6 separate regions of the Homo sapiens genome follow, and all the other regions are linked to region 6. A link is an interaction called in ENCODE POLR2A ChIA-PET data of the cell type or tissue named here. Cell type or tissue: MCF 10A. All regions are shown on one strand.

Evidence for each region. Peaks named below come from ENCODE experiments on the same cell type or tissue, not always from the same donor. Only the 100,000 strongest peaks of a DNase experiment are listed, where the experiment ranks them.
Region 1: POLR2A ChIA-PET joins it to region 6 with 14 read pairs; 5 of 35 experiments call an interaction of 5 or more read pairs at or near these places.
Region 2: POLR2A ChIA-PET joins it to region 6 with 10 read pairs; 7 of 35 experiments call an interaction of 5 or more read pairs at or near these places.
Region 3: POLR2A ChIA-PET joins it to region 6 with 48 read pairs; 4 of 35 experiments call an interaction of 5 or more read pairs at or near these places.
Region 4: POLR2A ChIA-PET joins it to region 6 with 11 read pairs; 2 of 35 experiments call an interaction of 5 or more read pairs at or near these places.
Region 5: POLR2A ChIA-PET joins it to region 6 with 16 read pairs; 5 of 35 experiments call an interaction of 5 or more read pairs at or near these places.

The regions. Positions count from the first base shown.
Region 1 is chr5:113,120,198-113,124,197 of GRCh38, reverse strand. It overlaps MCC (MCC regulator of Wnt signaling pathway), which reads left to right. Exons shown (of 19, transcript NM_001085377.2): 6 at 1,372-1,514. Among named protein-coding and RNA genes, the nearest start is that of DCP2, 150 kb to the right of the region's middle. In MCF 10A, a CTCF peak has its summit at 2,092; a DNase peak (open chromatin) is centred at 1,907.
Region 2 is chr5:113,293,205-113,297,204 of GRCh38, reverse strand. The region is part of intron 3 of MCC (MCC regulator of Wnt signaling pathway); the gene reads left to right. It overlaps LOC124901045 (a long non-coding RNA gene), which reads right to left and starts at 2,345. Exons shown (of 3, transcript XR_007058904.1): 1 at 2,269-2,345. RefSeq lists a silencer at 2,509-2,568. In MCF 10A, no CTCF peak of the experiment used is centred here; DNase peaks (open chromatin) are centred at 2,254 and 2,814.
Region 3 is chr5:113,145,049-113,149,048 of GRCh38, reverse strand. The region is part of intron 4 of MCC (MCC regulator of Wnt signaling pathway); the gene reads left to right. Among named protein-coding and RNA genes, the nearest start is that of DCP2, 170 kb to the right of the region's middle. In MCF 10A, no CTCF peak of the experiment used is centred here; DNase peaks (open chromatin) are centred at 1,748 and 3,128.
Region 4 is chr5:113,329,006-113,333,005 of GRCh38, reverse strand. The region is part of intron 3 of MCC (MCC regulator of Wnt signaling pathway); the gene reads left to right. All of the region lies in intron 2 of LOC124901045 (a long non-coding RNA gene), which reads right to left. Among named protein-coding and RNA genes, the nearest start is that of TSSK1B, 100 kb to the left of the region's middle. In MCF 10A, a CTCF peak has its summit at 2,264 (motif pointing right); DNase peaks (open chromatin) are centred at 1,675 and 1,955.
Region 5 is chr5:113,264,662-113,268,661 of GRCh38, reverse strand. The region is part of intron 3 of MCC (MCC regulator of Wnt signaling pathway); the gene reads left to right. Among named protein-coding and RNA genes, the nearest start is that of TSSK1B, 170 kb to the left of the region's middle. In MCF 10A, no CTCF peak of the experiment used is centred here; DNase peaks (open chromatin) are centred at 1,631 and 2,221.
Region 6 is chr5:113,202,858-113,206,857 of GRCh38, reverse strand. All of the region lies in intron 3 of MCC (MCC regulator of Wnt signaling pathway), which reads left to right. Among named protein-coding and RNA genes, the nearest start is that of DCP2, 230 kb to the right of the region's middle. RefSeq lists an enhancer at 3,106-3,647. In MCF 10A, no CTCF peak of the experiment used is centred here; DNase peaks (open chromatin) are centred at 2,177 and 3,537.

The DNA of each region.
Region 1 (4,000 bases), 83 kb after region 6:
TGTATTTTTTGTCTTCACCACTCTCTAATTCATATTTTCCATGTCATGGGGCTTTATATCTACATAAAGCTTTCCCAGTTTTCTGGGTAGGTTTTATTAACAATACCTTATAAAGCACGGGCTCAGCTGAATCCCTTTCCTGGGAGAAATTTGATATCTTAAGAGAACCAAGATTTCTGTTCTTCACATTTCTCTGATTTATAGATGTGTCTCCCGCTTGCCTCCCTAAACCCTAATGATCGCCACTCATCATTTTGGTCCACCCAGAATCCAACACTGTAGACTTTCTTCTCCTCTGGTTGTTGACAACTTAAAATGAATGCCAGGCTGAGATTTCTCTGATTCCTAGCTTTCTTCACAGACAACCTGCCCTTGAAGCTGAGCAGACCCAAGTGGGCATTCCACTCCCAGTTAAATCCCCTGACAGTTCCCCCTACTGGTTCACTTGCAAAATAGATCCTTCAAAGACGGTTCATTTTGCTGTCTCCATACCTGTGTCCAGTGTATGTGTGGTGATGGTGGTGGTGTGGGAAGGGGACAGTACACGTGCTCTGAAATACACACTGCAATTCTAAGTTTCTCAGCTTGCTAATAGTACAGTGAAGAGACCAGAGGTTGAGGGACCTCTGAAGGGCTGAGAAGAGGTAGATGTGTGTATACAAATAAAACACAGTGGGGTTTAAATGTTGTCTTCCTGTTAGCAAGTGTAAATTAAAGGAAATAGACCATTGAATGGTGTTCTCTCATTCAGTGTTCTGTTTTCTCCTCATTGCATCCTCTCTTCCTACCCCCTAGTTCTACCTACTTTCTTTGGGAAGTTAGCCTAGTCTTTCTTATACATGCTGATCCATATACCTTTCAAAAAAGTCTAGTTTGATCTGCACAGATGAGGTGCTGGTTTCCCAATAGCTCTAACCCCATCTCCAACCTCCAGCCTCCTTCAAGAAGGAAGCCCCTGTGGGCCCCTCCAGATTGTAGGGCATGCTGTTGCTGTGCGCTAGACTCTTAGTTATTTGGTTCACAGCAGCCTCAGTGCTAGTAGCCTTAGTTCTTATTCTCCTCGGAATTTGAGGAGGCGAAGAAATCTAGTTTCTTCAGGAATCTTTAAAGGGGAAGAGTTTCTGCAGGCTGATAGATGAATCTCGTTTGGTACATGGGTATGTTTTGTGGACACAGAGGCAACCTTTCAGCTTCACTCACTGAGCATAGATGTGACTATCTATTTCGCCTGGGAGAAATCCTGGTCCCTGTGGCCTGGGGGAGAAATCTGTTTTCTCTCTCAATGTCTTTTTCTTGTCCTTAAAAGACATATTCTCTAGGGGGTTGTCTTATATCCTCTGTTAGTGGTTGCCAATTCTCCTTTTTTCTCAGGGAGGAAGATGAGTACTCAGAACTGCGATCAGAACTCAGCCAGAGCCAACACGAGGTCAACGAGGACTCTCGAAGCATGGACCAAGACCAGACCTCTGTCTCTATCCCCGAAAACCAGTCTACCATGGTTACTGCTGACATGGGTGAGTCTGCCTGCCCTTGCCACCAAGCCAGAGTTTGGTTTCTGGATTGTAATAGAAATTTTAGAAATGTGAGGCAGCCTGAATTAAAATTTAATTTTTCAAGGGGTTTGCTGAGTGGATGAAGTCACATGTATTTCAGTCCCTTACACATTACTTTGTTGGTCAAAATGGAACTGAAGCTTTCTGCTCTGATACAATTGTGATTCAAACATAAGTCACTTCTATTTGAAAATTCTGGAAGTAGGGAACCAGTTTAAAAGGCTATTGCAGTATTCCAAATTACAGTAATATCTGAACTATGATGGTGGGAAGGGAAGGGATGGGATGGGGGCCAACACATTGCAGTGGAAGAATCCCAATAGGTTTTAACAACTACTTGGATTGGGCAAGAAGGAGGAATCCAAAATGACTCCAATGTGTTGTTCCTAAGTGACTAAGAGAATGATCATATATTCCTTAGGAAGTTGTGTTGAGAAGTGAGTTGGGAAATAGTCATATTATGTTTGAGGTTGTAGAGAAATATCCATGTGTAAATATCTGGTATGATGTATTTTAAACTGCAGGGTGTGACCTACTGTTGGGTCTTGAAATTACATGAAAAAGTATTTTTAAATGAAGGCTAATAGGAAAGCAAGTGACAGTATTGTTTCATGAAATTTGTTTCTTGCATCCTTGTAGGCAGTAAGTTGCCAAATGAATGTTCTAACTGGGTTGCAGTCAAAATGTTACAAAACTACTGGTCTTGCCTACCTGGATATTTGGAAAGAGATCGAGGTTGAGGGAAGAGGCTTTGAAGTTATCTGAGCTAAGGTGATCCCTGTGGTTGAAGGGTGTGGAGTCAAAAGAGGGAGGAGCAGCATATCTTAGGACAGACATGTTTACATGTATGGGAGAGATGGAAGAAGAACCAGGAGAAAGAAGAGTTGCATATAGTCAGTTTTCTTGAGTTTTATAATGAGTTTTTCTTGGAAGTTAAAATTTTGTTGGGGAGAGGGATTTTAATCAAATATTACATATTTGGGTTTAATTAAAATCCTATAAGTGCTACAACATTATGGAACACAGTACTATGAGAGTGTATCCAAAGAAATTTGATTCAGTCTAGGGTTACAAGAAGGCTTCCTCTAGGAAGGCGTTTGACCTCAGAGCTGGAGGATCAGTAGGAATTAAGCAGGTCAAGGAAGAGAATAGCATCCAGTGAGGGAGAGGAATGCATTTAAGGAGGTGACTGAAGATCCTCATGGATGGAGGACACAGAGGTGTGAGAGGGGGACTGGAGAGGTAGGCAGGAACTAGGCCATGCAGAGTCTTACAGGCCATGACAGAGACCATGTTTGGCCTTTACCCAAAGATCCACAAGAAGCTACTGAAAGATTTTTTAATAGTGGGGGAAGAGAATGAGATAATCAGATTTGCATTTTGAATCAATCACTGTAGTGTGGAGAAAGAATCCATAGATGAAGAATGAGTTGGGGAGGCTAGCTTGGAAACTATTGCAGAACTCTAGATGGGCAAAATTGTTGCTCAGATTAGGGTGGTGGCAGCTGAGATTTAATAAAGATGTAAAATTGGCAAGATTTGCTGAAGGATTGGAAACCGATTGAAGGTGGGGGGTGTGTATGCCCCATAAGAGTTTGTTTGTACAACAGATGGATAACAGGGCCATTCGCCAATAGGGCACATAGGAAGTAGGACCAGGTGGTTTTGCTTTGAGTTTTGTTTTGCTTGGGGCAGGAACTATATGATAGGTGGAGATCGTGTTTTGTTTGCCCATGGGTTTATAGTGTCTTGAAGTATTTGAGCGGAGGTGCTTCAGAAGGCAGTAGGCATTCAGATAAAACACCAAGAGGAGAGACCTGGGCTGAAGAAAAGCAGCTGGGAGACATCAGGGTGTTTGCAGATGATAACTGTTGACTCTGTCATTGCCCCATTTGTATCTTACTATCACGTTGACATTTTAAATTATGTAATAGTATTTATTTGCTTGACTGATTCTCCCACTAAATTCCACTAGGCGGAAGCATGTTTGTTTCATCTCCTAGTATATCTTCAGAGATTATCACAGGGCCTGGCACATAACATGTGTTTAAAGATAGTAGTGGGAATGAATGAATGAGGTAATAAACCAATCCACCAGTCAGCCAGCCAAAGATGAAGGAATAAAATGAGGAGAGTGGTATTCTGGAAGCCAGTGGGGCAGAGGAGGCTCTAATAAGGAAGGAGCGATCAGTAGTCTGGATTGCATCTAAGGCCAAATAAAATACATCAAAGCCATTGAGAGCTGTATGTTGGTACAGCTTAAGCCAGGCAGAATTATGTTGAGGAGTGAAGACACTTCCCCCAACTAAACTGAACCCAGTCCCCGGGCTTTATGTTACAATACACACAACTCCCTGCAACCAGACCATGCATATGCCAAGTTCATACCAGCATGCTAAGTTCATACCAACATGCTAAGTTCATAAGGGCATCATAAATCTCTAACC
Region 2 (4,000 bases), 90 kb before region 6:
GCCCTTTTAACCTCTTGCTGAACTGTCTTGATAGTACAATCGGCATGTTCATTTCCCACTTTCAACCTACTACATCTGCTGCTGCCAGATTGTGGTGGAGTTGAATCTTATGTGAAGTATAAGTATTGAAGTATTCAAGTCATTGTTTATGAAGAAAATCTCATACAATCAACATTACCCTTGAAAATGCCTTATATTGTCTATAAAGTAGAATCTACAGACACTGCTTCTCAGTAAGTTCAACACTGCTAGTTTTTCCTCTACTTTTGGAACAGATTACTTTTCTTTTGGTTGAACACCAGATGAAGTCATCTGCTTGGTTTTAGGGGTAGAGTCGTATGAAAAATATGTATCTTTAAACACCAGAATCACATTCAACACTAGCCTATTTGAGTTCATATTAGTTACTCATGAGTGTGATTTAAATCTACTGGAATATCTAAAAGCACAGCTCTGATCTCCATTATTTCTATGCTAAAAAACCTTTAGTGGCTCTCCATTGCCTATTGAGAAGGCCCATTTTTTTAACATGGCACTTAAAACTGTTCACTGTCTGACACCAACCCCCCTTTCTCACCCAGCTTATGCTCCAGAATGGAATGCCTGTGATCCCCATGCCCGCTCTGCACATTCCAGTCTCCATCCATACTTTCTCTCACAGTGGCCTGGAACGCTTTCCCCTTACTTCCCATCTCTGCTGGGCTCAGCCATTCTTCACAGGTCAACTCACATGCTGCCTCTTCTAAGATTCCTTCACAGAATCTTCTCTCCAGACCCTGTCCAGCCAAAATCGTATTTCCCTCCTCTGAACTGCAGTCGCTCCTCATTTGTACTGTGTTTATGGCAAGTATCATTTTCTATCTAGAATTGTCATTTCTGTTCATGTTTTACAAGTCTATAAACACCTTCAGGGCAGGGGCAGTGCTTGAATCTTCTTCATAGTTATGTATATACCACCATTTCCAGCTTCAAACATGCAGTTTTCAACAGATTTCAATGAAAAGATAAATTAAATAATGTAGCTTCCCATCTCCTCCCCATGCAGAATGTGCTCTAGTTTGGCAGTGCCCAAGGACTTGGGACCCAGTGCTCTAGAAAGAGCAGCAAACTCTTCCTAATCCCAGCAGCACCTCCATCAGGCAATGAATGAACTCAACAAGAAGGGGGATGGGTAAAACGTTATATGCAAATAGTTGCACTCTGCCCCTTCTTAAAGAGCAAAATAAACATGATTTTTTAAAAAGACCATGGAAGTTGACAATACAATGGCTTTTTCACAGAAGGCTTCAGGATATGCCAAGTTCTGTTATTGGGGATGGAGACATTTTGTCCCCATTGTGTAGAAAGAGACTGATGAGGTCTCTTAAGCAATCTCGCAGACCTACTGTTTTGAAGCATCAGAACATTTTTCTGTGCATCTCAAATTCATTGGAACTTTAAGTTTGTGGAGAGAAAAATCCTAGTTCCCCTCTTCCCCCATCTCATCTCTCTCCCAATAGACACAGGATGTTTTACCTCGGGAACTCAAAGTTGAAGGGGAGCTCAGATCCCAGGGGTGTACTGGGTATAACAGCCCCTTGAATCTTTTCTGAATCATACTCCACACTCCATAAATACAACTCTACCTCCGCTCAATTAAGGAAGGTCTGGGGGTTGGGGAGCCTATCTGACATCTTTCAAGGGATGGGGGTTGAGGAGCCTATCTGACATCTTTCAAGGGATGGGGGTTGGGGAGCCTATCGACATCTTTCAAGGGATGGGGCCTCTATCTTCATTATGGACATGCAGAAAATGTACTCTGCCCCAGTGACAGACAGAGGGAGTTTGACATTGAATTTACACCCGTAGCGTTGACTTTAGACTGATTAGGGAAAATGACTGCCCTGCACCCTTGTAAAATCTTAATGTTCCGTGAGAAGTGCACCGTGCTGTCTGATGTACAGTGTTTAGGTTTGTCTTGACCTTATTAAATCATGGAAAGCGGCTCCTATGAGGGAAGTTTTTTTTCTTTTTCTTTTCTTTTTTTTTTTTTAATTTCCTGCACGATTATTCAGGTGGCTTTTCCTGTTTCTACTCCCCCTCCTGGACTCGGGTCCTTAATTACTATTGCAGAGAACTGGAAGGATGCCTGCTCTGCTCTCCCAGCACGGTCTCCTCTGCTCGGCCTCCAGGCTACTCGCCCCCACCCTTTTCTCCCTCTAGCCCCGCCTCCTCCGCGCACCCCGTGGCCAGCAGCTAGACAGCTGTGTTCAATCAGAAACCACTTACAACTCCAGACGATTCGAAGGGGAAACTTCGGCGTGAAGTGCAGCTCCGCTCCGGCTCCCTCTAGCTTTCTTTCCTTCTCTGGAATCCGAGGCGCGGATCTTCCTCGCCCCACCGCCCTAGTTTTTTCGGGAGCTCGCCGGTGCCCTCTAGGGTGTCGGCTCGTGCTGGGAAGTGCCCTCCATCCTGGTAATGGGGGGCGGCGAGGCACCGTAGGAGTGGCGAGGCGGCGCCCAGGGTGGCACTGCCCCGGAACGGGGCGCTGGGTGCGCGCGGGAGGGTCCCCGCGCGGGCTCCGCCGCTGCCGCAGCTGCGAGCGCGCCGCGCCACCGAGCCTCCTGCAGCAATGGCTCGTCCGTGAAACGCGAGCCACGGCTGCTCTTTTTAAGAGTGCCTGCATCCTCCGTTTGCGCTTCGCAACTGTCCTGGGTGAAAATGGCTGTCTAGACTAAAATGTGGCAGAAGGGACCAAGCAGTGGATATTGAGCCTGTGAAGTCCAACTCTTAAGCTCCGAGACCTGGGGGACTGAGAGCCCAGCTCTGAAAAGTGCATCATGAATTCCGGAGTTGCCATGAAATATGGAAACGACTCCTCGGCCGAGCTGAGTGAGGTAAGAAACAGCTGAGGTCGGGAGCTAGGGTTTCTCGGGCGTTTGCTTTTCCACAAATCCCCCTCCCCTCGACCTCCCCACAGCCCTACACCCTATCCCCCTGTGCTCCCAGTCTGGAGGCAGCGCAATTGAAGATTAGTAGATTTTCTGGATCTTGTTTTAACTTGTAGTGCTACTCAGGAAATGACCTGAACTGGCTTGATATTTCAGTCTGAAATGAGTGGCTTAAAAAAGAAACAACCTCTCACCAAGCCGCGAGGCGTTTTACTCACGACAGTCTGCATCCCTTGTTCCTTCCCACCCGCTTCCACTAATTTATATACACCCTTTTATTTCCCTGATCGGTAAAATACACGGACATTCCCGATGAGTTTAAGCCGACGGTAACTAATTTGGTGGGGGTGGTGGTGGTGAGGGGGACGCATTGGATTATTTCATCTCCCACTTGGCTCCCACGTGCGATGCGTTTGGCTACGTTCAGGCAAGGTGGTCTCTTCCCTAGGCTGAGATGAATGACCCGCGCTGGGGAGGGGTCTGGGGAGAAAGCACTTCAAAGCCGCTTTAGAACTTTATTTCCTGCCCGGATCTGGACTCCTGAGTCTTTGAGGCAAGCGCATTTGCAATTCCTGGGCTCCCACTGTAACCTATCCACTTGAGTGTTTGAGACCAGCTTTGAAATTAAAGCTACATCAAACACTATGCAAATGTGTGAGCGGTAAGATGCCCAAAGCCATCTTTTTTCATGATTTTAGGGATGCTTCGGGCACATCCCTCAAAGCTTTGAATACCTGAAAAGTGATGAGAAGCCCGTAGAACTGGGTGCTGAAAAGAAGAGGAAGTCTGTGTGCTTAGTGTCTACAGCTAGAGGCTTGGTGTCTGTGGGTTTCCCTCTTGGTTCCATCACTGAGCCATTTATGGGGGCAAAAGTAGCATAAGTAGTCCGTGTTTCTTGAGTATGGCTGAAGAGAGGAAAGAGGAAGAAAAGGAAAACAGTGTAAAAGCAGCCGGAAGGCAGATAATGGTGATGTCAGACTACCAATGGTGAAGGGAAAAATGCAGGGATGGAGCCCCTGCGGGGGTGTGTGTGTGTGAGGGAACACCTGGTGATGGGAAAGAGGGGGGAT
Region 3 (4,000 bases), 58 kb after region 6:
ACCAGGAAGGTATTTATTAAAATTTAAGCCTACAAAGACAGCTTTTACAGAGGATGGTAAGAGGATAATGGAAAATTTTTTCTCTAAGTCAAGGATTGATTCAGCTCTTTTTTTACTTACCTGTGGTCAAGCCATCCTCATGTAATAGCTTTTGATGACTGATTTTACCCTTGATGATAATGGTCACATCATAGAACCATTTATTGACTCTCTTATTTGCATTCTTATGTAAAATAGATTTAAAAATTACTCTCTGCTCTTCTCACTGGAGTTTTCTTCCCAGTTCATATACTGGAACCTAGGAAAGAGAACATGAAAAAAAAGTCAGACTTATATCTTTAAAAACATGAAATTTATGCAAGAAAAATATAAGAACAATGAAATGACTGTGCTGCACTTTTGGTGTTATATGCCTTGGTAAAAGATTCATGTTTGAGGCTTTACCAGATTGTAGAAGAGCAAATTCATGTGTAAACTTACGCTGTGTGGCTCTATTAAGTTTTACCAGCTCTCTAAATATTATAGTGCCATGATTAAAATGTAAAATGTAAATGGTGGTTATGTTCAACAGACATTACCAAGAGAGCTGCAACATCTGTTGAATAATTATTAATGGTGACACTGGAACTGGTTGAATAAAAGAAGGTGTCTTATTTATGCTCATGACATCCACCTGTAGGTAGAGTTTTGAAAATAGTGATATGAAGGGAAGAGCCCAATACCAATGTGATGGGGAAGACAAAGTGCTTCTGTATTAATTTTCTATTGCTGTATAATAAATTGCCATAAACTTACTGGCTGAAAACAGCACACTCCTATCTTCCCAAATTGAATACGGGCACAGACATGCATCAACATTCTACAGCCCAGTGGGAACTGAGCCTGTGGGAAACTGGCTAAGATCAGATATAGTCCTGATTTGATGCTTTCAGCATATTTGCTATTTATTTAGTACCAACAATTATTTTAAATTAACTGCATTTTTAAGTACTTCAGAAGGAGATATGTCAAACAAGCTTATGAACCCCTTTAAAATAGGTGAGCAGTAATGTGGAATACTTCGTAAGCTCCTTATCTTTGGAAAACAAGTCTCCTGAATTTTCTACCTCTTGGCATTCAGGAAGAGAACACACACAGTTTTCCTTAAGTGAAATGGAAAGAGTTTTTTCTTTTTCTCTTGTTTTCTGAGATAACTTTTCTGAGATGTAGTCGGCATGTATTTTTGTTAGGGTCGCCTCATTCCATTCCTCTCCTATTCGTTTATGCTTCTCTTTGGTAAACTCCTCTAGCTCCTTTGCTCCTTAATGGCATTTCCTTTTGTGCTGGTGCCTCTTTGTTTAGCTGGTCCACTTTCCCCTTAGCGAGCGAACCTGGGCAAGAACTTAGAGTGAGGGTGGAAATACCCCGAATAGTGTTAGTTGTGACAAATCCTGTGTGACCTTGAGAGGGTAACATCTCTTGTTAGCATATTTTAAAAGAGAGTGGTACTAACCCCCTTCACGGGATGGTTGAGAGGGTTAACAAATTAATGATGGCATTGCATTTTCCAAGAACCTAGTTCATAATGCTCTTAGGTTTGACAGCTGACACTAATGCGATGATTAAAGATCAGTGGCCTCGGTGGAGTAAGATAAAACCCGGTGAAGAACATTAACAAAACCATAAAGCTGCTTAGCATCACCACATTGCACAGGGTTTTTCCAACAGGGGCTCAAGTTCTCAGGCCAGACTGTCTCAAGGCTGACTCAGGGCTTTATCCCTGGATTGCACCATAGCAGGGATGAGCCTAAAGGATTTTATTCTCAGTGGTTGAAATGACGATGTTGCTTGTTTTTATTACACATTTTTGCATATAGGCAATTTCACCAATTTATGTGGCTAGACACAAGTATTTATATGCATGTTTAATTTGCTTCATCATCATGATAGGAAAGCTGAGATCTCAAGAAGAAACTCCGGGTATGTATTTAGCACCAGATGAAATTTGGGAAAAACAAAATTTCGTCATATCCAATGTCAATCATTTTTTTCTTTTCCTTTCAAACTGAAAGTCTGTAGTTGTGAGACAAATCTAGACTCCTAATGATAATGGCCTCCAGAAATTTATGGCAGGCAAGACACTGCAACCACAGGCTTTCTGGCTTTGTGGTACTGTACCTTCAGTCAAAAATTGAATATGGGCTGGGAGGAGGAAGAACCCTGGATGCAATTACCTGTAATGACAGAAAAAAAAGCAGTAGCATATTATTTGAGACCAATTTTTATTTTGTTCAGCTGAAATTGTATGGGGTGTCTCTGTCCAGTAGAGAGAAGAAAATAGTCTCTAACTTACAAGTTGTAGTAGAAGAAACTGCCTTTGGTCCCAGAGGCCGCTAAGTAAATTATCACTGAATAATTGACTTTGGAAGCTAAAGCTGGCTTGTTGGAAGCTAGAGAGACTTTGAATTCCCTGTTTTACACCCCCTTGTGTCTCTTTTTCTGTTTTTATCCTCTCTGGGGGTTGAAGAGAGAGCTCTTTGGGCTTTCCTAGCTCTCTTTGGTATCATAAGGCCTAACATTCATGCTCCCTAGAGTTCACAGAGGCGTTTCAGGGTCTGAGACCAAGGCACCAGCCAAGATTTTTAGGTAAATGGTGAAGAGGATATAAACTCAGGTCAGGGAGCTGGGGGAGGAAGACATAGAGGAGAGAAGATTGCAGCTGCAACAGCTTCAGTGCCTTGATGGCAAAAACAGGAATCAGAGGGGTATTTGTTCTCCAGAAGAGAAGTCTGGGATTCTTTCAGTCCACTGGAAGCTGTGACCACAGTTACCTTCAAAATGTGTTGTAATCACCTCCCCTGTAGCACCCAGCACAGTCTCATTTAAGAAATGTCTGATCTGTGTAGAGGAAGTATTACATTATAGTACTACATTGTATGCTATTTTTTTAAAACTTACGGAAAAATATAGGAATGTAAACTAAATACCTTTGCCCTTAGTTAAAGGAGGTTTTTTTCCTCTAATATATTCTTGTTACTTCTCCTAAATCAGTGCTTGAGCTTCAAATATACATTGAGTCTTTTTTTCCTTTAGCTACAAGCCCTATTCCATCTGACTGAATCACCAGGCTTCATGTTGCCTCTTGTTCATGCAGGTATCCTCCAGGCAGGCTTCTCAGTTAGAGGCAGGGGAAGGATGGTGCAATACCAGAGAGCAAGCTCTCCCTCTCCATCTGGTATCCTGGGCAGCCCCACAGGGTCTTTTGTGTGTGTGTGTGTGTGTGTTTGTGTGTGTGTGTGTGTGTGTGTGTGTGTGTGTGTGTGTGTGTGTGTAAGCAAGTTTATTAGAGAAACAAAAGAATGGCCACTCCATAGGCAGAGCAGCAGCGAGGGCTGCTGGTTGGCCAGGATTACATCTTTTAGGCAGTTGATATCAGTCAGTAGGGATGCTGAAGGGTGGTCTTTTGGTGGTTTTTATTGATGGTGTGCCTTTCTCTATATAAACCCTTGAACATCTTCATTGTTCATTGGACTTTGTAGTTTCTTGTCAGCCCAGGTGGTGGTAGTGGCCTGTTGACCTGTAAGGACATCAAAGAAAAAAGAAGGAGTAGAGAAATAAGGGAAAGTGAGAGCTCATTGAGTGTGTAAGTGGAAATGTTTCACAGTAATTTGTAGCCCTAGACGGAATATGGAAAACAAAAGAGGAGGAACAAGCAACATGGGAACATAGGAGTCACAGCATTGATGAGATCCAGGTCAGAGACAGAATTTTATCCTACAGTCACACTAAGATCTGGAACTGGTGACCTGCATGAGAGTGTCCACTACATCTGTACATGTTCATACAACATGAACACACGCACACACTCTGAGGTTGGGAACAGAGGCTAACAGCAAGAGTTTGTAGATGTGCTGCAGGTCTGAGAGGAACAGTGTTCTGTTCTTGGTTTGTTCCAGAGAAATATGAAGCTCTTTCATTTATTGATAGAAATGCCTTTGAGATCCTGTAATTTTTGTGGACT
Region 4 (4,000 bases), 130 kb before region 6:
TCCCTCTTATTGAGATCTGCTACCTTGATGTTTCAGGGTCAAGGGATTTGAAAATTCTTAAGAAGAGTTTTCAGAAATTTTGAAATAAAGCAAAAAGATTACTGGGTGCTCTTTCAAAGTCGTATTAGATCCTCTAAGAATCAGCTGATATTTCAGGAGGTGTAGCTTTGTTTGGCTATTTGCTATTAATTGAAGTCTAGAATCTGTAAAATTTGGATGTTAATTTGCAGAAGATCGGTAAGTTACTGATGACTTTTGTTTGGTAGAGATACAAACTACTTTTGCCCAGCATGGAAGGTAACCCCAAATGTTATATTTTATTGGCCCTAGTAAAACGGCAACCATTTTGTAACTAACTTTGCAGTCCTATGCCAGCATTATTTTTTTCTACTGGATTTATATGTACTAGTTTCTTCTATTCCTTTTTTTTTTTTTTTTTTTGGAGACAGGTTCTCATTCTGTCACCCATGCTGGAATGCACTGGCTTACTGCAGTCTTGACCTCTTGGGCTCAAGCAGTCTTCCCACCTCAGACTCCCAAAGTGCTGGGATTATAGGCGTAAGTCACTGTCCCTGGCCTCTTCTATCCTTCTTTAAATCACCTTTATTATCTTGCCAGTTAACTCAAAGAATTAAGTAAATCTTAGGAAAATACTTATTTATAGCCAGGGATGGTGGCACACACCTCTAGTTCCAACTGCTTGGGCGGCTGAGGTGGGAGGATTGCTTAAGGCCAGAAGTTGGAGGCTGCAGTGCGCTATGATCATGCCTGCACCCTAGCCTGGGCAACATAGCAAGACATTGTCTCAAAAAATAAAGGAAACATCAAAAAAGAAAGTTACTTACAAGTGGCTACATTTGGGGTAGTATTTGGAAATAGAAACTAAAAAAATTCTAAAGAAATGAGATCTTTCAAGGAGATTTCGAAATATTTACTGATCACTTTTTTATAGTCTAAGAGCTGTCTCAAGATGACGTTGTTGTCATCAGGAGTTCTCAAGGTGGTATTGTCATTAAAAATTATGCTGAATGATCTTGTATGTAGAATTCACTTGGAAATACCAGATCATAGTCAGAGGCAGTGGCTCACACCTGTAATCCCACACTTTGGGAGGCCGAGGTGGGCGGATCACCTGAGGTCAGGAGTTCAAGACCGGCCTGGTTAACATGGTGAAACCCCGTCTCTACTAATAATACAAAAATTAGCCGGGTTGTGGTGGCGGGTGCCTGTACTCGAAGCTACTCGGGAAGCTGAGGCAAGGAGAATCGCTTGAACCCAGGAGGCAGAGGTTGCAGTGAGCCAAGATGGCACCACTGTACTCCAGCCTGGGCAATAGAGTGAAACTCCATCTCAAAAACAAAACAAAACAAAACAAAACAAAACAAAACAAACAAAAAAGCAGATCATGAAAAAAATAATAATTTCTACCTACAGAGAGAAGGATCCTTGAAAAACTTCAGTCTAACCTTTTTATTTTAAAAACAGGGATATGGAGGCCCAGATCAAAATATCCACCTAAGGACACACAAAAGTAGTAGAACCAAGACTGTAGGGTAGATTTCCTGACATCCGCTACTAACACTACTATACCCCTGTCCTGGTCTAGAGGATGTCCCTGGTTATTGGCAAGAGAAGGAACAGCTGCTGGGAGGAAGAGCTACTTCAGATCTTTGCTAGTGGACGCTGAGTCACTCTTCTGCTCTGCTCAGCGGTACTGGCTTATTTTTCTGATGTCTTCTAATCCTCTTAGCAGAGTGAATGTTCAGCCAGAACACCACAGTACAGATCGTTGAAATATTGACATGCTTTTGTCCCAGACCCCCTACTCTCTTGGCTACCTAGTCCCTCTGCCAGGAACCCAGAACCTCTCCACAGTTCAGCATCTAAGGGGTTAATGCTGGCCCTGCAAAGGGAAGAGGCAGAATTGCTGCCAGCTGGCATCTTCCGGGCATCTGTTCTGGTTAGCTAGTGCGTATGCCACACTAGTTGTGAAATACTTTTAATATTTCTTCTGCCCTTTGGCAATCTGTTGGACTGAAACCTTGTTCAGGTCCATGTGTAGGACCTGAAGAAAGTGTTGGCACCAACAGATAGTGAGGTGGTAGGAAGCCGTCATATCACTCTCCTAATAATTGACAGTATTTTTTAAAATGATTCTATTGGATAGTTCAACAGAGGTTCATGTTTTATTCTGTTTCCTACTATCTTTCAGGTAAAGATCTCTGATAAAGGGATTTAGAAAAATTTCAAGTACACTAGAGGGCAGTGGTCCCATATCTAGACACCTGGCAATTACCACTTCCTTTGCATTTCTTTGCCTTTCCTTTTGTGTAGGGGAGGGGAAGAGGGGTTTTCGTCACAGAATACAAATGCCATTTATGTCTGAAGTATTTTATAAAAACAGAGTAGCTGCTTGGCAGCACCATGTCTATCATTTCTTGTAGTTTCTTTTCCATCCTTCTTCCAATGACTTATCTCAGCATTAACATCTTAATGACTTTTTGCGTTTTTGAAGAAAAGGCAAAGGAGAGATAGGAAACATACTTCCTACTTTGGGGTAGTAAGGTTTTCTATCTTTGCATCTTTGTATTTGAAAATAAAGTCATGAATTAAGAATGAGGGAGAAAAAAGGTACAGGAATGTATTCTTGTATTTTGTATGTGCAGAGGTATTAAAAGAATAAGTTTAGACAAATTAAATTTCACAGAGTTTAACTGAGCAAAGAATGATTCAGGAATCACTCAGCTCTCAGAACCAGAAGCGGTTCAGAGAGCTCTGCTCCATTACATGGGCGGCAGCATTTATGGACAGGACAAAAGTCAGGTACAGAAACTTGATTGATTACAGCTTGGCATTTGCCTTATTTGAATATGGTCTGATCAGCTGGCTGCCTGTGATTGACTGAGACTCAGCTATTTGTTACAAAACTATACTCCTAAGTTAGGCTTTCAGTTAGTTTATGTGCTAAGTTAGACTGCAATTAATTACATGAGGACTCAACTGTCCTTATGTAATTCAGGCCAAATTTAGTTTGACAGAGGCAAAAGTCACTTAGATGACTGCACTGCTGCCCCCTTCTTCATGATCACCAAGGACAGTTATGTTTTAGATCACTCAGTTTTCCTCTCCTGCCCCTCTTCTAAGTAGAAGGGAGCCCTGCTTTCTGGAGGAGAGGCTAAGCTGATCTATATACACTAAAGGGATGGACTGGAGGTGAGTGGATGGGGTAGGGAGGAGAGAAGTTCCATTGCAGTTGGATAGTATAATGGATTTCAAGAGGAGAAAGCAAAGGGACATTAAAAAGTATGCCAGTAGATTATTTGATGAAGTATGAGACCTTAAATAAAGAATTGTATCTATTATTAATTACTTTTGGTTGTTGGACTGTTTCTTTGAAAGAGATAATCCTCTGAAACTAGTTTGTATGGCTTTCTGGATTTATAAAAGTTATGTATAGAATGAACTTGCAGACATTAGCATTTTCATTTGTGAGATCTACAGCAGTTGTGTTTATATATGTGTGTGTATACGTATATATGCATGTGTGTATACATATATGTATATATGTATGTGTGTATATATGTATGTGTGGATATATGTTTCTGTGTGTGTGTGTGTGTGTATATATATAGTTTATTCACCATCTTTACTCTTAGGCCCAGGTGGGAGATAAGATGCTCTTCTTCCAATTCACCCAACTAGAGGCCTGGGTGGGAGGAAGAACACCTGGACCCTCATAGCAACATGTCCTCTGCAACAAAGGGACAGGAACTCCCTCTGCATTTCTTTTGGTGTTGCTAATATTCATTGGGGATTTACCGTACACTACATATTGTGTCACTTGTTTTGCATAGATTATCTTGCTTAATCCTCACAACTTTATGCTGCATATATAGGTATGATCCCCATTTACCCGTGAGAAATTTGAGGATTACAGAGGTTGCCTGGCATGAAAAAGTGAGCATGTAGCAGGCTGAGATGTGAACCCAGGTTTGTTTGA
Region 5 (4,000 bases), 62 kb before region 6:
AGCTCATGTTCTTTAATGGTCACTAAATTGAGAGACGCTTTGTATATAGCAGTATCCTAGGCCTAGTGGATGGAGGGGCAGGGCACAGAAGATGTCGTATCATCTAGCTACCTTAGCTACCTTTTGACCCTTACTGGGAGACAGGATACAAAATTTTTCTTGTTGTCTAAGTATCAAGTGAGTCAGACTACTAATGGTAGGTAGACAAACATTATGGTCTGGAATGTTCAAGGGAAATTGATGACAGTGGTACATCCTAAGGGCCTTTCTGTAAGCAGAAGAAAGGATTTCTAGGAGTGGTGGTGCTGTGCACGTGTGTTAGTCACAGAGGACTAGGTGAGACCGCTAGAATGAACTGGGAAAAGGTAGAGTTCATTTGGACCCTTGAGGGACCTCAGTTCCATGCTGAGTTAGGTACTAATGTTTTAGCAGGGAAGTGGTATAGGAAGATGGTGCTTTGTGGAAGAAGAGTTTCGGACGTCTTTAGGATTGTTGGGATAGGGAAGAGACTAGAGATGTGGTAATCAGGGAGGAGTTGTTTCAGTAACCCAGGTTTGTAGAGTTGAGGCCTGGATTAAGATAGAAGATTCGTTGGCTACAATAGTGACAGAATTTGCTAAGTGAGAGAGACATTTTGAAGGAAGGGAACAGAAAGGAGTTGAAGATATAGCTGGTTTGGGTTTTTATCCATCTTCCATTCCACTTTATTTCATTCTAATTTAAGATCATGTTTTAGCAGACATACCTTTTTTATAAGACATATAAATACAGAAGTTAGGTTTAATAGCTTTGAAATGTAATTCATATACCATACAACTTATCCATTTAAGGTATACAATTCCGTGGTTTTTAGTATATTCCCAGGACTGTGCAACCATTACTACGTTTAAAACATTTTCATTACTCCCAAAAGAAAGGCTATTAGCAGTCACCCCTGCCTCCCGTTGCCTCCCTTATCTGCTTCGTCACTGTAGATGTGCCTGTTCTGGAAATTGTACAGGATATGGTTTTGTGAATGGCTTCTTTCACTTGGCATGTTTTCATGGCTCATCATGCTGTAGCATATCTCAGTATGTTGCTGGATTTTGGTTTGGCCATCAGGTGGCTGAGGAATGTTGCCCCTGACAGAATAAGCTCAGAGGTTGAGTGGCATGCTTCACCTATTAAATGGGAATGATAGTGCTGCCCTCTTTACTTCCCAGAGTTACCGTGAAGATGAGATAATGTATATGAACACTGATGGGTGGATTTTATATAAACGTGAAGGTTTTACAACATACCTCACTGAAGAGAAGATGAGTTCTAGGGGTGAGGGGATAAAATTTAAACATAATTACATTTGGGTTAATAGTAGCAGAGGAGTGAATTGCCAGACCCAAGAGTCTCTTGGGAAGTCACTTTTGGTGTGCCAGTGGTTGCCTCTATGAGAGCTGATGAGGATTTCCAGGGCAGCCTTTAAAGAAAGGGAGCAGAGGGTTGAGCACTGAGGGCCTGCTACAGGGACGATAGGAAGGAAAGAGCTGCAGAGAACGTGCCCTGGGATACAGGGGAGTGTGAAACCTGTTCTGCTGAAATAGTTTAATAATGCAATCATTGCTAAATTGTCATAATTAGCCAACTGTTGGCCAAGTCATGTCTGTGCATGATTCTCTGACCCAATTTATTATTTGCCCGAGGCCACATGCTAACTGGTCAGTAACTTAGGCTCTTATTTTAACAAGAAAATGAAACAAAACCATAAATACCCTAGGCTTGAAATGTGACCTGGATCCCTGATTTTATGACCCATTGTGTTCCCTTGAGCCTGATACCTAATCTTTTATAGGTTTTTTTGTTAGGTTTTTTTTTTGTTTTGTTTTGTTTTTTTGTCCATATGGAGGGAGGTAGTTCCCTTGCTGGGATGTTGAAGATCACTTTGTATACAACAAGGTGTGCAAAAAAGCTTTGTAAGTGCTGAGGTGCCTTTAAATGTAAGGAAGTGGCTGGGATGTGGTGGCTCACGCCTATAATCCCAGTTACTCTGAGGCTGAGGCTGGAGGATTAGTTGAGCGTAGGAGTTCTCCCCATCACTGCATTCTAGACTGGGTGACAGAGCGACACCTCATCTCAAAAGAAAAAAAGTAAGGGAGTAGTGCTATCCCATCTTCTGCCCATCCCTCTCCCAGATAAATACAAATAAAGCCCTATGTGAGATATTGGGAATTTCCCAAGAACTGCCAACTCCCAAGGACTGACTCTGGCTGTATGTGTAAGAAGCCCTGTGGGGTTGTGTAATGTGTTTGTAAGTGGCATCATTGATCGTTGCTGGGTAAACAAGAGTCCCACTTTGGGGGAGTGAATATCTAGTCTGAATTTTTTCCTGTATAGGTTTTTTCAGAATTGCTGGTGATAATGGTTTTGTGTGTGTGTGTGTGTGTGTGTGTAGAAGGGGTGAAGGGGAAGCAAGCACAAAAGAAATGTAGATTGAAGGTAGAGGTTGACTCCAGCCAGGACCAAAATAATATAGTTATTTTTTAGGGGAACTATAAAAAGAACAACAGTTTTTCCTAGCATTTGGCATAAGACCTAGGATTTTAATGAAAGTTGAAATTCAAATGCCTGAGACTGCCCCATACTGTGAGGGTCTTATTAGCCTTGTCTTTGGAAGGAGACTTACTGTCTCTCTTCCTAAATTTAAATGGCTTGTTTTCCCTACCTATATTATGGCAGGCAGAGTGGATATTTAAGGTATTGTCTATTCAGATCTCTCCCTTCTCATTTTCTAGGGATTGCCCTGCATTCCATTTACACTGTTACACTTAGACGTGTGAATTTGACCTGTCTCCCGGGCATTTGGAAACGGGGTATGATTCTACTCCTAGTCTGTCTCTGAAGCAGGGGAGGTGTAAATCCTGGTGACGTATGAACTAGAGGGGTTGGCCTGCAGTGAGGGAAGCATGATGGAGTTGGGTGCGTGGAGAAGGGAAAAAAATCAAGAGATATGCTCAAGTTCCTCTGTGTAGCCCTCCAGTTCCCAGAGACCCCGGTGTACTTACAACAAATGAAAAGGGGGTGTGTTCATATTTTCCTTAAATTTTCTCAAGGGGTTTTGGGAACGTTCAACCAAAGGTACCCTAATATAGTGGTAAAAAAGAAGCCTGAGATTTCTAGAGCTGCTGTGAAGACCTATTAGAAGGCGGAGTATAAGATTCTAAGTACGGGACTAAGTTACTGAAAATGTGGCCCCATAGAGAAAGCTGCTCTACCCTTCCCTTAGTGCAGACATTGAGGTTGGGGTTCATTCTGTGACGTCATAGCCTTGCTTTGAACTAGAAGGAGAAGCATTTGTTAGATACCAGGTTGGGTTGGGATAAAACAAACAGAATGTTGCTTCTCAGTACAGCTGCCTGTTTGCAGGGCTAATTCTCTAAGGGTCTCAGGATACTCAGAGGCATAGCAGACTTGGGCCCAGAGCACAGGGATAGGCAAAACTTTTCTGTTAAGGGCTACTTAGTAAATATTTTAAGCTTTGCAGGTCCTATGGTCTCTGACATTACTACTCAACTGTCCCATGGTAAGATAAAAGTCACAGACAATATGTAAACAAAATGGACATAGCTGTGTTCCAGTGCAACTTTTTTTTTTGAGACAGTCTTGCTCTGCCTCCAGGCTAGAGAGCAGTGGCGTGATCTTGGCTCACTGCAACTTCCGCCTCCCAAGTTAAGCGATTCTCCTGCCGCAGCCTCCCAAGTAGCTGGGACTACAGGCATGTGCCACCACACCTGGCTAATTTTTGTATTTTTAGTAGAGATGGGGTTTCACCATGTGGCCAGGCTGGTCTCAAACTCCTAACCTCAGGTGATCTGCCCACTTCGACTTCCCAAAGTGCTGGGATTACAGGCCTGAGCCACCATGCCTGGCCCAGTGCAACTTTATTTACAGACACTGAAATGTGAATTTCATATAATTTTTACATCATAAGATATTCTTCTTTTGATTTTTTTAACCATTTAAAAGTGGG
Region 6 (4,000 bases):
GGGAAAGCTTACGAAAACTGTAAGGGGTTATACAAATATTACGAAGGATTCACAAAATAAATTACCTAATTTACTTACTTTTTAAGTACAAGATGATTCAAGACTAGGGTTCCTCAAAGTGCCTGAAAATTTTATTTTTATTTATTTTTTTGAGACAGTCTCGCTCTGTCGCACAGGCTGGAATGCAGTGGTGCAATCTTAGCTCACTGCAATCTCTGCCTCCCAGGTTCAAGGGATTCTTGTGCCTCAGCATCCCAAGTAGCTGGGATTACAGGCATGAACCACCATGCCTGGCTAATTTTTTTAGTAGAGATAGGGTTTTGTTATGTTGCCCAGGCTGGTCTTGAACTTCTGGCCTCAAGTGGGAGGCCTGCCTCAGCCTCCCAAAGTGCTGGGATTATAGGCGTGAGCTACTGGGCCCGGCCCGAAAAATTTAAATATTTGGAAAATAATTTGCATAAGGAAAGGACAGATTTTTATAAAGCCAAGAGGAGAAAATTGTCAAAGATAATTTTTAAGGTTCTATGGTATATATTACACATATGAGCAAATGGGTGAACAATAGGATTCCAGTTAGGGGGAAACATCCCAAGGTAGTGAGTATACACTGGGTGGGGCATCCGAGGACCAGGGCACTCAGTAAAGCTTGGATGCTGCCTTTCTTGGGAAAGTGCCTCCACCTTGCTGCCAGGCCTCAGTTTTCCTGTATGTAAAATGAGGTGTTGGGAGTCAATGACTGCAAGCCGTAGTGACCTGTCATTCTGAACTTCAGTCTTGGAGCAGTCCTGCAGGATTGAGTTGTCCAGTGGTGTAGCTGTCACTGCTCACTGCAGATGCCAGCACACAGTGCTTGCTGCCACCTTCAGGCTTCTCACCATGCTCACAAAGGGGCTAGGCAGTGAAGCAACAGGAAAGGACCCATCTCTGTGGCATGGCTTCAGGAGCCTTCTATAGAAATGCCCTGGCCTCCAAAGCTGGTCTATGCACTGCGTTGACTGAACGTCATTGTTAGCCCCATCAGCTCTGGCTTCAGTCATCTTACTTGGGAGAATGCTCTATCTACCCATGCCACCCCTCATGGTTTCGCTACCCGCTCACCTCTAATCTGCTGACTTGAAACTTAGATTCCCGTTATTTAAAGCAAATAAGATATTTTTCTATAGTGTAATATAAAAATACTCTTTAAGACTTTCTTTCAACTTTAGAGCTATTCATGCTTTTAAAACATAGTCTTTGGACAGACTGGTAAGAACATGCCCTCTGATAGCATCGTCAGTTTTGTAATATTTATCTTCAAATGCATTGCTTAAGTTTCCTGTTGACCCTGGTAGATACACAGAGCAGATTTTACAAATGCAGCCTAGAAGAGGAAGGGAAGCCCCACAAGGGACATGGCAGAGCAGGGGCTCAGACTTTGTTTTCTCCATCCTGTTTTGTCCACCTTCTCTATGATACAAGCCCACATTCCATACCTGACCACCAGGTCAGTCCTGTTTAGTAAGCAAGCAGGGCAGGTAGTGTTCTCATTAAAGCTGAGGAAATTAAGGCTCAAAAGTGAAGCTCCTTGCCTCTAGGCCTTTAACTGTTTATTCTAGATCTCAAACCCACCTCCTCTGATTCTTAGATCCTGCTCTTCTCACTGCATCAGCCCTTCCTGTGAAAGCTGCAGGCTGGGTCCTCCAACACAAAATACATCAAGGGAACTCATAGAGAAAAATACCAGTAAGGCAGGGGGTGAGGGAGAGAGAAAGGAGGAAAAAACTGAGACTGGCATGTAAATTACCTGCTTCCTTCACCAAAAGTAGGAAGCAGTCTTTGGTGATGGAATTATCTGTGGCTTTGGCTATAAAACCAGTCCATAGCCCCAAACTCCCTGCATTAGCCCTGTCATCTGTTGAATACGGGGGAGTTACTGCAGGGTTCCACTTTTCATTAGGTGTTTGACTGTTTTCTGTACTATTCATATTTGCATTGATCAGTGGATGGATATAAAAGTAAGACTTCAAAACTGATTGTTTAGTTTTCCAGACTAATCCACCTTGAATTTGAGGTCTGCTATCTGACAAATGGCAAAAGGTAATATGATCAGAAGTAGATGCAATTACCCTCCCCTGTGATCATAACCGTGGGACAGAGAACAGCTTTGGAATGGCTCTTCGCTTGCACAATTTCTCCTGGTTTCCTGCCAGCCATGGTTTTCTGCCTGGAGCATTGTCTCTGCAGCTCAGGGCCTGCTCGCTCTCTGCCTGGCATTTCTCCTCAGATACTCTCCGCAGCACCCTCAGATCTGCCTAACTGCGTTGAACAGAGACGAGAGAACAGAGACTTGATGAAATGAGCATCAGGTATTTTAATACTAAAAATAAATTTTATTTGGTGTATATTTTAGAATTTTAGAATTCTTAATTTTTAGAATTTGGTGCATGTTTTAGAATTTTAATGCATTTCGGAGGGAAAGAGAGTGAATTTTAACTAGCTATCCACACAGTTTTAGAACTAAAAATCTGTATTTCAAGATCAATCAATAGAGCTTTTCTGAGGAAGAGAGCTTTGTGTGCAAAGGCCTTCATCTGCTGTGTGATGGCTTCATTACTTCACATTTAGTGCTAGAAAGAGGCTTTGTGATGATTTTAAGTATGCCTTGGCCTTCTTGTTCTTGCCCATAATGCTGATGAAACGGTTCTTGCAAACCGTCAAGACCATTCTCTAGGCACAGATGTAGTTACTCCCAGTCATCTCCTTGACCGTGTTTGTAGGCTTTATACTCATTCCTCTTATTCATCTCAGCTGCCCAGAAAGGCTGTGGATAGAGATGAGTGGGATAAAAATTGCCGGAAAAGGAAGGACGGAAAATAGGGGATATTGAGCCTGTACTCAGTTTGGCGTCCGGCATCTCTCCTCAAATTTGGTTTGCTCTTAAGAATCTGAATGGGCAAAGTTAAGGACCAATCTTGGTGACTTTTTTTAAAGCCTTCTTATAAATTATTATGTCCACATTAATCTGACAATGAAATGCCATGTTGCCTTGCGCTGGATCTATGGCAAAGAAATCTAATAGCAAACTCCATACATCTGGTGTCTAGAGCGCATCTTAACCTATCATTTCACATGTAGCCTTTATTTGTAATATTTTGATTACTGCATGTGTGTAAGATCCAGCGTTGTTTTTTTTCATTCTGGTGGCTTGCACGGCGCCTGGTTGAGTGGTTGAATGTGGGTTTGCTTTGTTAAAGCCACAAACTTTGGAAGCGAAATAATCACGCCAAGTGATCCGGCTTATCTTGACTCTTCTGTAAATAGTATGCGCTCGGGGAGTATTCGGTGGCCCCCCGGGCAGGTCAGCAAAGTGGTTGTGAGACAGAGTAATCTGGTCTGGGCCGTGCTGAAAGCTCTTATTGATAAGGGATTAGTCTCGGTGGAGACAACGTGCTGTCACATGGGCATCAGTGCGATTGAGAGGAATGAGATCCGAGGCCGGTGGGGGAGGGACAGCGCTGAGTCACTGAGTTCATTAAAAGGCTACTGAACAGGCGTGCGGCAGGCGAGACCAACCCCGGACTGTGCCTCCACCACACCCATCCCCACACCTCTTGGGCAAGGAGGACCAGAGCACATGTCAAGGTAGGAGCACAAGCGGGGCAACTGGCCCAGCTCACAGTGCCTGTCTACCTCTTGCAGGTTCAGGCCCCTGGGTAGTTTCCCGGTGGGGCAAGAGGGAGCCCTGGCTGAAATGCAGGAACCCTTGTATTCCCCAAGTCCAGCCCCTGGTCCTGAGTATTGGCTTCTCTCTACAAATGGGAAGGGGAGTGGTCACCAAAAGATTTCCTGGCTTGGTGGCTCAGAAGTTCTGAAAGGGAAAATTGTATGCGCTTTACTGGTAGCCAGCAGTGAAATATTATTTTGCCGGATTGGGTGCAATTTAAAGTCACATCTAAACTTGGCAGTGAGCAGGCATTGTTGATGAAAAACAGGGTTGAGAATATGTCAAGTCACTCTTCTA